Linked DNA regions of Homo sapiens: all the other regions are linked to region 1. Evidence: chromatin contacts called from ENCODE Hi-C or POLR2A ChIA-PET data. All regions are on one chromosome and are shown on one strand. Each heading gives the region's core, a stretch centred on a gene start or an enhancer-like site at or near the end of the contact. The rest is flanking DNA. Distances are from core to core; before and after follow the strand shown. Region 1 holds the start of MED10 (mediator complex subunit 10). Region 2 holds the start of NDUFS6 (NADH:ubiquinone oxidoreductase subunit S6). Region 3 holds the start of ROPN1L-AS1 (ROPN1L antisense RNA 1).

Region 1 (3,541 bases), core at 536-3,035:
ACTAATTTACATTCCCATCAACAGTGTACAAGGGTTCCCTTTCCTCCACATTTTCACCCACACCCATTGTCTTTGGTCTTTTTGATTATAGCCCTTCTAACAGTGTAAGGTGACATCTCATTATGCTTTTAATTTGTATTTCCCTGATGATATGTGATGCTGAGCATTTTTGCTGGTCATTTTTATGTCTTCTTTTGAGAAGTATCTGTTCAGGTCCTTTGCCCATTTATAAATTTCTTCTTTTGCTTTTTTGCTGTTGAGTCGTGTGCCTTTAATTTTTGCACTTTACGTTGTGAGTTTTATTTTCCATGCTTGTTCTTTGCTTCTTTATTCTCTTCTTTTCTTGCCTTCTATTGAGTTGATTGTGTTTTCTTTATTCCCTTCCCCCTGTCTACTAGTTTGGGAATTATATATACTAGCAAAGAGATACCCTTAAATTTTTAAAATAAATACTTACCAAAGCCTAAGTTCCATCAATTATCTATCTTTCTTACTTATGAAATTGAGAAAGGCCGTTCACTCCATGTCGCTACCTCTACCTAATAACTTAAAATTTTTTATTTGTCTAATATTTTATTTCCACCTTTTTTTTTTTTTTTTGAGTCTTGCTCTGTTGCCCAGGCTGGAGTGCAGTGGCATGATCTCGGCTTACTGCAACCTCTGCCTCCTGGGTTCAAGCAATTCTCCTGTCTCAGCCTCCCAAGTAGCTGGGACTACAGGCGCACACCACCATGTCTGACTAATTTTTGTATTTTTAGTAGAGACAGGGTTTCTCCATATTGGTCAGGTCGGTCTCGAACTCCTCACCTCAGGTAATCCACCTGCCTTGGCCTTCCAAAGTTCTGGGATTACAGGCCTGAGCCACCACGCCCAGCCTCCATCTTGTTTTATAATTCCCTAAAGTTAATTGTTGTTAAATCAGGAGAGAAGTATTTTATGTAACATTTCTGTTTATCAGCCCAGCCCACCAACTGGAGTGCCCTGATTCCATAAGTTTGGCAAGTCACTTACCTTCTCTGGCTTTCCATTTCTGGTCACAGCTGGGAGAGGCTCTGAAGATCATCTAGCAAAGGAGCTCCCTCACTTTGCCTGTTTCTAGGCACTGAAAAGTACAGGCCACAAATATATTCAGTAAAATAAATCACTTGAGAAATTCAAACAGGCTAGAGGAGATATCCGCTATCATAGGAGATCGGGCAGAAAAGTTTCTTAAACATAAGAGTGAAATGACCTAAACTGAATTTCAATGAGATAAACAGCAGTTTACTAAGACAGGGCAACCCCACAGGGTGCTGTTTGGTCAGAATTGGCCCGAGGAGGTGAGACCCTGACCTACGAAGGCAGCAGGTGTCCGGGAAGCATGGTTAGCAGCAAGAGCTAGGGGAGGTGGCCGCCGATTACATAGAAGAAAGGAGGCAGGCAGGCGCTGATCCCAGGGGTTCTGGTAGAGGGGCAGGGAAACTACCGTTATTGGTCCTTCATGCAAACTTTAGGATTTTCATCCATGTGTGTATTGCTTGAAGATGCTGCATTGCAGAAAGTCTTCAACTTCTCCCATGACCGAGGCAGGTCTGATGAGAGTGCAAACAGTTAGTACTCGCCCAGCTGCGCGCCGAGGCCTCCTCCAGAATCCAGACCGCATCCCCGAAAGCCCGCCCTGCCCCGCACTTAGGCCCCGCCCCAACACGCCCGTCCCGATAACGAGGCTCCGCCCCCAAGAGCTCGCCCGCGCTCCCCCAGAGGAAACGGAAGTCGTATCTGTCCGGACGGAAGCAGGAAGCGGGAGCGTAGGGCCACGCCTGCGGCGCTGCTGGTTGAGGCTGTGTGGGTCGGGGACGGGCCGAGGCGATGGCGGAGAAGTTTGACCACCTAGAGGAGCACCTGGAGAAGTTCGTGGAGAACATTCGGCAGCTCGGCATCATCGTCAGTGACTTCCAGCCCAGCAGCCAGGCCGGGCTCAACCAAAAGCTGTGAGTGGCGGCCCGAGGCTGCCGGGGTCTCCCCAGGGCCTGGCCGGGAAGCGTGTGCTAGGGGAGCGGGGATCTAGGGAGCCCGAGCCGAGCCTGACCGCTACTCGTGCCCCGCCAGCCCTCTGGTCTGGTCCCGGAGCCCGGGGCGCCTTTCCTGGCTGTGTTCAGAGGGCGGGGCCCGCGCTCCAGCCTGTTGCCAAGAGCCAACCTCTTTGAGGCCCCTTTGGAGACGTCGTCATGGCCAGATGATATACTTTACGTTTCCCTATCAAGGGAATCATGCTTTCTCTTCTAGCGTCTCCCCTCTCATGTGTAACCCCCTCCCAGCCTTTTCCTCCTGGAGCCCTTCTGGGAATTCAGTCCCTGTCTCCAGAGGGGAGGCAGGCTCCACAGTGAGTGCACGCCCTAAACTAGGCCTCAGAAGGTGAGGCTCCGAAGCCACCTGCCGCATAGGCCTGACAGTGGAGGAAATAGCGGGGAGGTGGTGCTGAGAAAGGTTGCAGAACGTTTATTATTATTATTTCTTGGCAACAGCCTTGTGCTGCCCATGTTGCTAGGCCCTGGGTTGGAGAAAAGGCAAATGCAAGTACAGCACTTTCGAGAAGGGCTTTATATGTGGCACGGACATAGAAAATGTTGCACTCGAGGTTCCATACCTAGTGCTGTGGGAATAGCCAGACCAGCCTGATGCTGTAGGAAGGCTCCAGAGAGGAGAGGAAGCTAAACCAGACAGTATGGCTTTCTTTCCCTCAGACTTTGAGTATAGTCCGCTGCCTCATGTGTTCGCTGAAACCGCACACACAGTCATATGCACAGTCAGGTAATTGTTTTTGAGAGAAGGTTCATATTTTTCATCAGGTTCCCTCTCCATCCCCCTTACTGGCAATTTCTAGTTGAGAAGGAAAGTAACAAATATTTAAGGGTATTTTGTAACTCTAACGGTGTCCTAGGAATCCTGTAGCTAACCAAAGAGGTCAGAACCGTGTGTAACCCGCATAGCTGTGAGGAGAACGAACTTGCGTGGAGCCCCGGTTGGCTGGGTAGCTCTGTGGGTGGTGCTTATGCTGTCAAGCGAAATTAACCAGATGCCTGTGTGTTTGCCTTTCCCCCAGGAATTTTATTGTTACTGGCTTACAGGATATTGACAAGTGCAGACAGCAGCTTCATGATATTACTGTACCGTTAGAAGTTTTTGAGTAAGTAACATTCTTGATATTAGTCTTGGGTATAAATCTTGTTCAGTTATGGTGTGGTATCGTGACTTCTTCATCACTGGCATTCGAGTGCCTGCTGTGTGGTAGGCACAGCCTGGGTGCTGGGGATGTGCCAGTGGAAAAAAAAATAGACAAAAATACAAAAATACCTGCCCTTATGGAACTTCCGTTCTAATGGCATTACAAAACGAAAAAAAAGAATATCCTTAATATTCTATTGTGGAAAAAAAGTTACATGTAAATAAAAGCTTATTAAATATATGAAATACATCATAGGTCCTCAAAGCCCTGCTTAGGCTAAAGAACAGCCACAAAACTTTCTTTTTTCCTTAAGAGGTGAAAAGTCCTATGAGGGCT
Region 2 (3,541 bases), core at 1,042-3,541, 4.6 Mb after region 1:
AACAATTCAAACAACAAACAGAAAAGGGTTTCTGAGGATGGAGAGAAAGAGCACTTACCCTATACACCACTTACTCGACAACTGACAGTGTGATATCACTGGAGACTTATGATTCAATTAAAAATATTCACATGGTTCCATTTCACAAATGAGAAAACTGAACCCATGCTGTGATTCAACCTCACAATTTTTAGACTGCAAGTCCACACAGCTTCTACTCCGAGAGGCAAACCCACCAGACACAAGCCCCTCTCCACCACCATGATCCTGGTAGACATCACTAATCAATCATGGCACACTCTTCCACTGAATGTGCATCAGGCCTCAGGATCTTTCTCAACCCAACACTCAAGTGGCATTGCCAAATAATCAACCACTATAAAACAAACTTTTCTGACACCCACCCATCAAACCACACAACAGTGAACCAGCTGAATTTTGAGAATGTGAATTTATAGTCAATTCATGATCATGTGAGCTTTTCTGGAATGCCCTGTAGCTCTGGAATAGACGTACAAAAACTACACACTGGGAATGGATAACGTAACCAAGATTGAAGGAGAAGGGAAAATACATGATTTAGGGATAGCTACGGTGTTAACAAGAAGAACACCAGGCTAACCAAAGTGGGAAAAAGAATGAATAAGGTGGCTGTGAAGGACACTTCACAGCATCCTTCAGGAAGCAAATTCAGGAATCATGGAGGCATGCCTGATCTAATTACGAATTCAGGAGCTCATTGACATGAGTGATAGAGAAGGAGTCAGGTAAAAAAAAAAAATAGGCTGATTTAGGCAGAAGGATTCTAATTTCAACATTCTTTCTCCAGTGGTCACTCACAGGCACCTGAACTGATCTTCCCTTACAATGCATAGAGCTAACAGACCCACTAAGGGAAGAAAAACTCATGTGCCATTTTCAGCTTGTCAGTGTAAGTCCCTGTAAAAAACACACACTAATTTATTTGGTGAAAACTATAAAAAACACACCTCCAGGTGGTTAAAAGAATAATTTTTTTAAAGTTGATATGATTTACTTAAATCTGAGAGTCTCAGGAGAATAAGGGACAAGAATTTTAAAAAAGATCACTTCCATTTATATGCAAACCAGAACTACGGCTACAATGTTATGTATTTCAGGGGGAAACAAGTCAGAAATAGACACAATTAAGATTTTAAGAAAGGAAGAACCCCATCCAGAACTGTTAGGGTGCTTGCAATATGGGGAAAATTTATTTAAATCTTATATATTAATTTTTATTTCTTGTTGGTTACATAAAAGTTTTAGGAAAGCTTACCTCTCTTCACTAGATTTTTTACTCACCTCTTTCTGACGACCTACAAACCGAATTCTCCTGTAGTCTTTATCATCATAAACCTGGAAAAAAACAAAAAGACCATGTGTGACTTTTACGGCCTAATTCTGAAAGTCACTTCATATCAATCATAAATATTACAGGAAAGTGTTTTTCTTAACTTTTAGGCCATTGATGAAAAGTCAAACAAGTGCACAGTACTCGGTGTAATCAGGGGCATTTTTAGCGAGATACCTGGGATGAAAACGGGTGGTCACCTGGATCAGAGAGCAGCACAGAGACATAGCCCGGGAAGGTGGAGCTAAGGAGGAGAGACAAATCCTGACCGAGGAGAACCGCCCCCAACCTTCTTTGGCATATGGCCTGAGAGCTTTACTATCCCCCCATTAAATCTACTAGGGCACATTCCAGTATACACAGGTACCTTTGTTCTTCATTTTGGCTTAGGGCTTTTTTGTGCCTTGGACTACAACCGACTTCTCAGGTTACTAAAATTTATTATTGAATATTACACAAATTCTAAACGTTCTGACCCAAATAATCGGCTGCCACAAATCGCCTATGGGCAGCCAGTCCACAGCAAGTGCTGCCCGCTGGGGAGACTTCCCGTTCCAGAGCCCGCAGGCCCTGGAAGGACGAGACCCACCGCTACAGGCTGCCACCACCGTCCCGACTCGCGGGCGTCCTCCCCGGCGCGTGAGCGACAGCACAACCTTACCACGACCTGCGCTGCCGGCGCAGAACCAGGGCCGCGGATGCCCGGCGAGCCCACTGCCACCAGTCGCCCGAGGTGCGGCTGGAGGAAGGTGCATCCTGTACCCAGCGGCCGTTACCTGGCCAGTGTGCGTGACCTTCTCCCCGGTCGGCGAGACCCGCACCCCGAAACACCTGGCGCCCAGGGGCAGGCTCCGCGCCGCCTCGCCACACCGGTTCAGCAGCCGGCAGAAGGTCATCGCCGCCGCCATTTTGCGCCGCTGGCCTTTGACCCGGCGCAACGTCCCGCTTAGCGCTAACGCATGCGCACGGCTTCTGGCGGCGCCAAACACCCGGTATTTATTTCGCCCTGGGGGCGGGGAGCGCGGGTCGGGGCAGAGGGTGCGCCGGAGCTGCTCTCTGATTCAGGTGGTCACCCGTTTTCATCCCAGGTATCTCGCTAAAAATGCCCCTGATTACACCGAGTACTGTGCGCTTGTTTGACTTTTCATCAATGGCCTAAAAGTTAAGCGGCCCCGTTGCGCCGGCAGGTGCAGCCTCATGCAGTTGCAGCCGCAGGCTAGAGCTAGGGCCCTGATGAGGCAGGCAATGGTGTGCGAAACCTTCAGCGATTAGGAGTACCCAGTGGTTCTTATTTAGCGGACAGGCAGGGGAGGATGTAAACTGAAAATACATTGTTTATATTCTTATGGTAACCGATAATCATGAGACATTTAAATATCAAAATTATTGGGTGAAGGAGTCAACTGCTTAGCAGACGAGACTGGAAGTGCATTCTCCTCGTTCAAGGCAAGCGTTCCTGTGTGTGGTTACGGGGAGCCGCAGAGGAAACGTATATTGGGGATTTCTGCAACAAAGCCTAGTACACCGACTGATTTTACAGCATGCAAATACAGCCTCTAAAAAGGCCCGTTTTGCTTAGAGTTGACTTGGGTATAAATCCCAGCTTAAGCTCCAGCATCCAGCTTTTCTTTTGCTGTGGTCAGAGCCTGAGGACCACGTGACTCCAAGAACAAAACACTAGAGATGGATGAGTGGCGGGGAAGATGATAAAGAGGAGGAAAGGCATGAGAAACAAGAATGCACATGAAAACCTCCGGTCCCAAAGATGTCCCAGCAAACGTGGTGGTCAGAGGCAGATTTGTCCTGGAGCTGATAAACTCCAGCGGCCCGCCCGGTGTTCGCCGGGTCAGGTGGAAAAAGTGGGCGCTGCGATGAAGCGTTGGGGCCTGCAGGGAGCGCGGAGTGGACGCAGCCACGTCTGCAACTCACCCGGACACACACAAAAAGGAAGGCGAATGGAGTTACGGGTAGATACCTGAAAAGGCAGGGATAAGCGAGCTAAGGGTAGAATCTAGGTGGCAAGTATATGGGTGTTCACCGTACAGTTCTTTCCCTTTTTCTCTATGTCCGAAGTTTTTCATAATGTTGGGGAAAACAGCCGTAACCAGTTGAAACTACTGCCCGTCTCCACTCGTTTCCCGGAGCCTGTTTACATTTCTCCTGTCCACT
Region 3 (3,541 bases), core at 625-3,124, 4.1 Mb before region 1:
AGCCCTGTCAACACCTTGATTTTAGCCTAGTGAAACTAATTTGGACTTCTGGCCTCCAGAACTGCAAGAATGTATGTCTGTGTTTTTTTTTTTTTTGAGACGGAGTCTCGCTCTGTCGCCCGGGCCGGACTGCGGACTGCAGTGGCGCAATCTCGGCTCACTGCAAGCTCCGCTTCCCGGGTTCACGCCATTCTCCTGCCTCAGCCTCCCGAGTAGCTGGGACTACAGGCGCCCGCCACCGCGCCCGGCTAATTTTTTGTATTTTTAGTAGAGACGGGGTTTCACCTTGTTAGCCAGGATGGTCTCGATCTCCTGACCTCATGATCCACCCGCCTCGGCCTCCCAAAGTGCTGGGATTACAGGCGTGAGCCACCGCGCCCGGCCCAAATGTATGTCTGTGTTTTAAGCTGTCAAGTTTTGTGGTGATTTGTTACAGCAGCCAAACGAAACTAATTCACTTTGGTTATAGAGTTTAAAGCCAGCAAAATTTGGCTGTTTTTTTTCTTTTTAAATTAGTTTTCTTATTAAAAAAAATACAGATGGGGTCTTGCTGTGTTACCCAGGCTGGTCTCAAACTCTTGGGCTCAAGTGATCCTCCCAGCTTGGCCTCCCAAAGTGCTGGGATTACAGGCATGAACCACCAAGCCCAGCCAAAATTTGAAATGTTGATGACTAAAATATTTAAATTAAATTTACACCTGTGCTGACTCTTGTCATCATAAAAGTGAGTTTTTGTTTTACATCTGTTTATTGAAAAGGGGCAAAGAGCTCTCCTGTAAAACCAAGAGGATTTCTTTTAATGCCTCTAAGATCTGTTGACTTGTAACTTTGAGATTATGAATGTCTGTTCCTGGCAAGTGTTGGAATGTTTGTGGCAAAAAATAAACTGTGAAGCTTCATTTGCTGGACAGTTTACCCTGAGCACTCTAGGGATGATGACCTCAGTATGACCACGGTCGTTCCGGTTCTAATAAATTTAACCAGCTCTGGGTATACATAGCTCTGAGAGGACTCTCTGCAGATGAGGAACTTAGCTAAAATATTCCTCTTTGTAAAGTCATTTCACAAAGTGACTGCAACCGTGTAATTTTTTTAACATAATGTAAACACTTTTTTGCCCAATGCAATTACTTTGTTAAGTTTTAGTCTATCTTCATCATAAACACTTTTAAACAATTGAGTTGCCATTACGTTGTAGGTAAGTGAGCATTTTGCAATGATTTCGGGTCTCATAGTCGATAAATCGAAATGGTTCCTAGATAAAACACTCAAGTATAGATGTCACCAATGCTAAGGGGAAAGTTTTGCCTGATACTCTTAAGGACGCTGAGTGCCGCGTAAGGCCCCTGGTCCGGGAGGAGGGCTCTCTGGGCTCGTCTGGCTTGGGCATGTAGACCGGACAGCTCCCCGGGCCAAGGGCGCTTACCCCGCGGACCACCGCAGCACGTCGGCCGGCTGGGTGCGGATGGCAGCCTTGGTGAATTGCTTCAGGATGTCCGGCAGCTCCGGGGGAATGTGGATCTGCTGAGCGCAGAACATGGTGTCGGGAAGCGGCATCGCTCTCCGCAGAAGGGACCAGGCTGGTGAATCGCGGCGCGCTGCGAGGAAGAAGGGCGGCTGTCGGCTACGACGCGGTGGACCCGCTAGCAGCGCGGGGCTTGCGGCCAGGGCCGCCTCCCATCCCGTTCCCGAGGTTGGGGCCGGATTCGCGGGGCTCTTACCCGCTCCTCCGCGGGCTTCGGGAGAAATTCGGACCAACTGCCACTCCGACAACACCCTAGACCCTGCAGTTCCCTAGCGCCAGCCGCCACTACGGACGCGCTCGGTATCCAGGCACCCGGGACGCGAGCAGGCCCCGCCCCTGGAGCCGCGCACGCGCACGCGGCCCTGAGCGAGGCGGGGCTGCTCCCGGGCTGGACAAGGAGGTGCTGGCGTAGTCCGACTAGCAGCAGCCGCTGCTCCCCGGTGGTTCAGAGCCGCGCGAGCTGAGCGTTTCGCCTACAAAAGCATCTTCGGATCGGTTTCCCACCGCCGAATGTGAGCGGCGAACTCACGAAGGACTCCCTCTTCCCCTTGCTCTGGCTGCGTGAGGCTGAGGCTAGGGGACTCGGGCCTGCTAGGAGGGAAGCGGGTTAAGTGAAGGGGCTGATCGCCTGGGCGGCACGGGCCCCGCTGCGGGACCCGCCTGCGCCTGGGGCCGCTCCTCCAAACTTCTCGGGCTTCGAACTTCGCACATGCTGTTCCCTGGCCTAAGCCATCCCGTAGTGAACCTGAGTTCTTAATTTAAAAAGCCGCTTAGACAGTGGGCAGTTTCCAGCTAAAACACTATTGTATTTGTTTTCTTACGATAGGTTGCTTGAGCCAATGTGACTGGCTCTAGGAGGAAATAAATCACATCTGTCAAAAGAGCCTCGAGTCGAAGGATAGGAGAAACCTCGAATTTGGTGGGTGCTGACCAAGGCACCATGCAAGGGGTTAACTTTGCTTTAGGGGGTGACCTGGCTGGCTGCTGCAGTTGCCGTTAACAGCCACCGAATGGATGAGACTCCAGATCCACCTCCTCCTGCGTTCCTCAAAACAGGAAGATGGAGAACTACGGAGAGCTACTTCCCAGAGGGGCCGATGGCAAGCACTCCCTTCAAGGAAACTGGGGAAGTTGCCCGATTTTGATCGTTTCCATCCAAACACCCACCAGACAATATATACATACACATTTCTAAATTAACAGCATTGGCAAAAACTGAAAATACTTGTATTTAAAGTTGATGACAGTATGAAAACAAGAAATCCGTCCGGGCGCGGTGGGTCACGCCTGTAACCCCAGCACTGATCACAAGGTCAGGAGTTCGAGACTAGCCTGGCTAACATGGTGAAACCCCCTTCTCTACAAAAATTGGCTGGGCGTAGTGGCGCGTGCCTGTATTCCCAGCTACTTGGGAGGCTGAGGCAGGAGAATAGCTTGAGCCCGGGAGGTGGAGGTTGCCGTGAGCAGAAATGGCACCACTGCACTCCAGCCTGGGCGACAGAGTAAGACTCTGTCCCCGCCCCCCTCCACCCAAAAAAAGAAAAAAAAAAAAAGGAATCTTCTATGTTGTTGAGAGGGATGTTAATTAGTACCTTTATGGGGCAGTAATGTAACACTAAAATTTTTCGATGATCGTGCAATATTACTTCTGGGAACTTACCCTACAGAAATACTATAAAAAGTAATATGGACAAAAATCTTCACCATATAAATTGGGTAAATGTCTTTTGGAAAACAAATCATGGCCTGGCCACACAATGGTATGAAAAGATGCCCGTGTAAAGTGAAAAAAAGCATCTTGTCAAACAATCTGCATAGTATGACACCTTTATTGTGATAAATGATTCTGTGAAGGTATGTCTGGAAGCACACAACTAAACTATTAACAGCAGTTACCTCTGGGAAATAGGACAGGGATTTCAGGTTTTATTTTGGCCATAGACACATTATTTTGATTCTAAATTCATCATTTATTTACTAACTTAGCATTACTATTGAGTACCAAATATTTGCCAG

Evidence for each region. Hi-C counts contacts between places; a loop is a spot of excess contacts on that map. ChIA-PET counts read pairs that join two places held with the same protein, here RNA polymerase II (POLR2A). Pooled maps may share reads with other maps.
Region 2: a loop to region 1 is called in a pooled map, with 20 times the contacts of the local background. The contact joins the promoter of NDUFS6 here to the promoter of MED10 in region 1. A Hi-C loop is called at or near these places in 3 of 37 single-sample maps with no recorded cell type and 11 of 50 pooled maps. POLR2A ChIA-PET finds 5 or more read pairs at or near these places in 2 of 52 experiments (OCI-LY7 and activated T-cell).
Region 3: a loop to region 1 is called in a pooled map, with 10 times the contacts of the local background. The contact joins the promoter of ROPN1L-AS1 here to the promoter of MED10 in region 1. A Hi-C loop is called at or near these places in 4 of 50 pooled maps.

The regions. Positions count from the first base shown.
Region 1 is chr5:6,376,791-6,380,331 of GRCh38, reverse strand. MED10 (mediator complex subunit 10) reads left to right here and starts at 1,785. Exons shown (of 4, transcript NM_032286.3): 1 at 1,785-1,970; 2 at 3,083-3,166. The coding sequence starts at 1,849. RefSeq lists enhancers at 1,331-1,550, 1,841-2,050.
Region 2 is chr5:1,800,157-1,803,697 of GRCh38, reverse strand. It overlaps NDUFS6 (NADH:ubiquinone oxidoreductase subunit S6), which reads right to left and starts at 2,291. Exons shown (of 4, transcript NM_004553.6): 1 at 2,149-2,291; 2 at 1,324-1,377. The coding sequence starts at 2,280. It also overlaps a transcript of MRPL36 not described here. RefSeq lists enhancers at 1,912-2,051, 1,495-2,482, 2,662-2,791, 2,852-2,901.
Region 3 is chr5:10,440,184-10,443,724 of GRCh38, reverse strand. It overlaps ROPN1L-AS1 (ROPN1L antisense RNA 1), which reads left to right and starts at 1,874. Exons shown (of 2, transcript NR_102746.1): 1 at 1,874-2,037; 2 at 2,352-2,990. ROPN1L (rhophilin associated tail protein 1 like) reads right to left here and starts at 1,846. Exons shown (of 5, transcript NM_031916.5): 1 at 1,427-1,846. The coding sequence starts at 1,557. MARCHF6 (membrane associated ring-CH-type finger 6) reads right to left here. Exons shown (of 26, transcript NM_005885.4): 26 at 3,337-3,541. RefSeq lists a silencer at 1,733-1,992.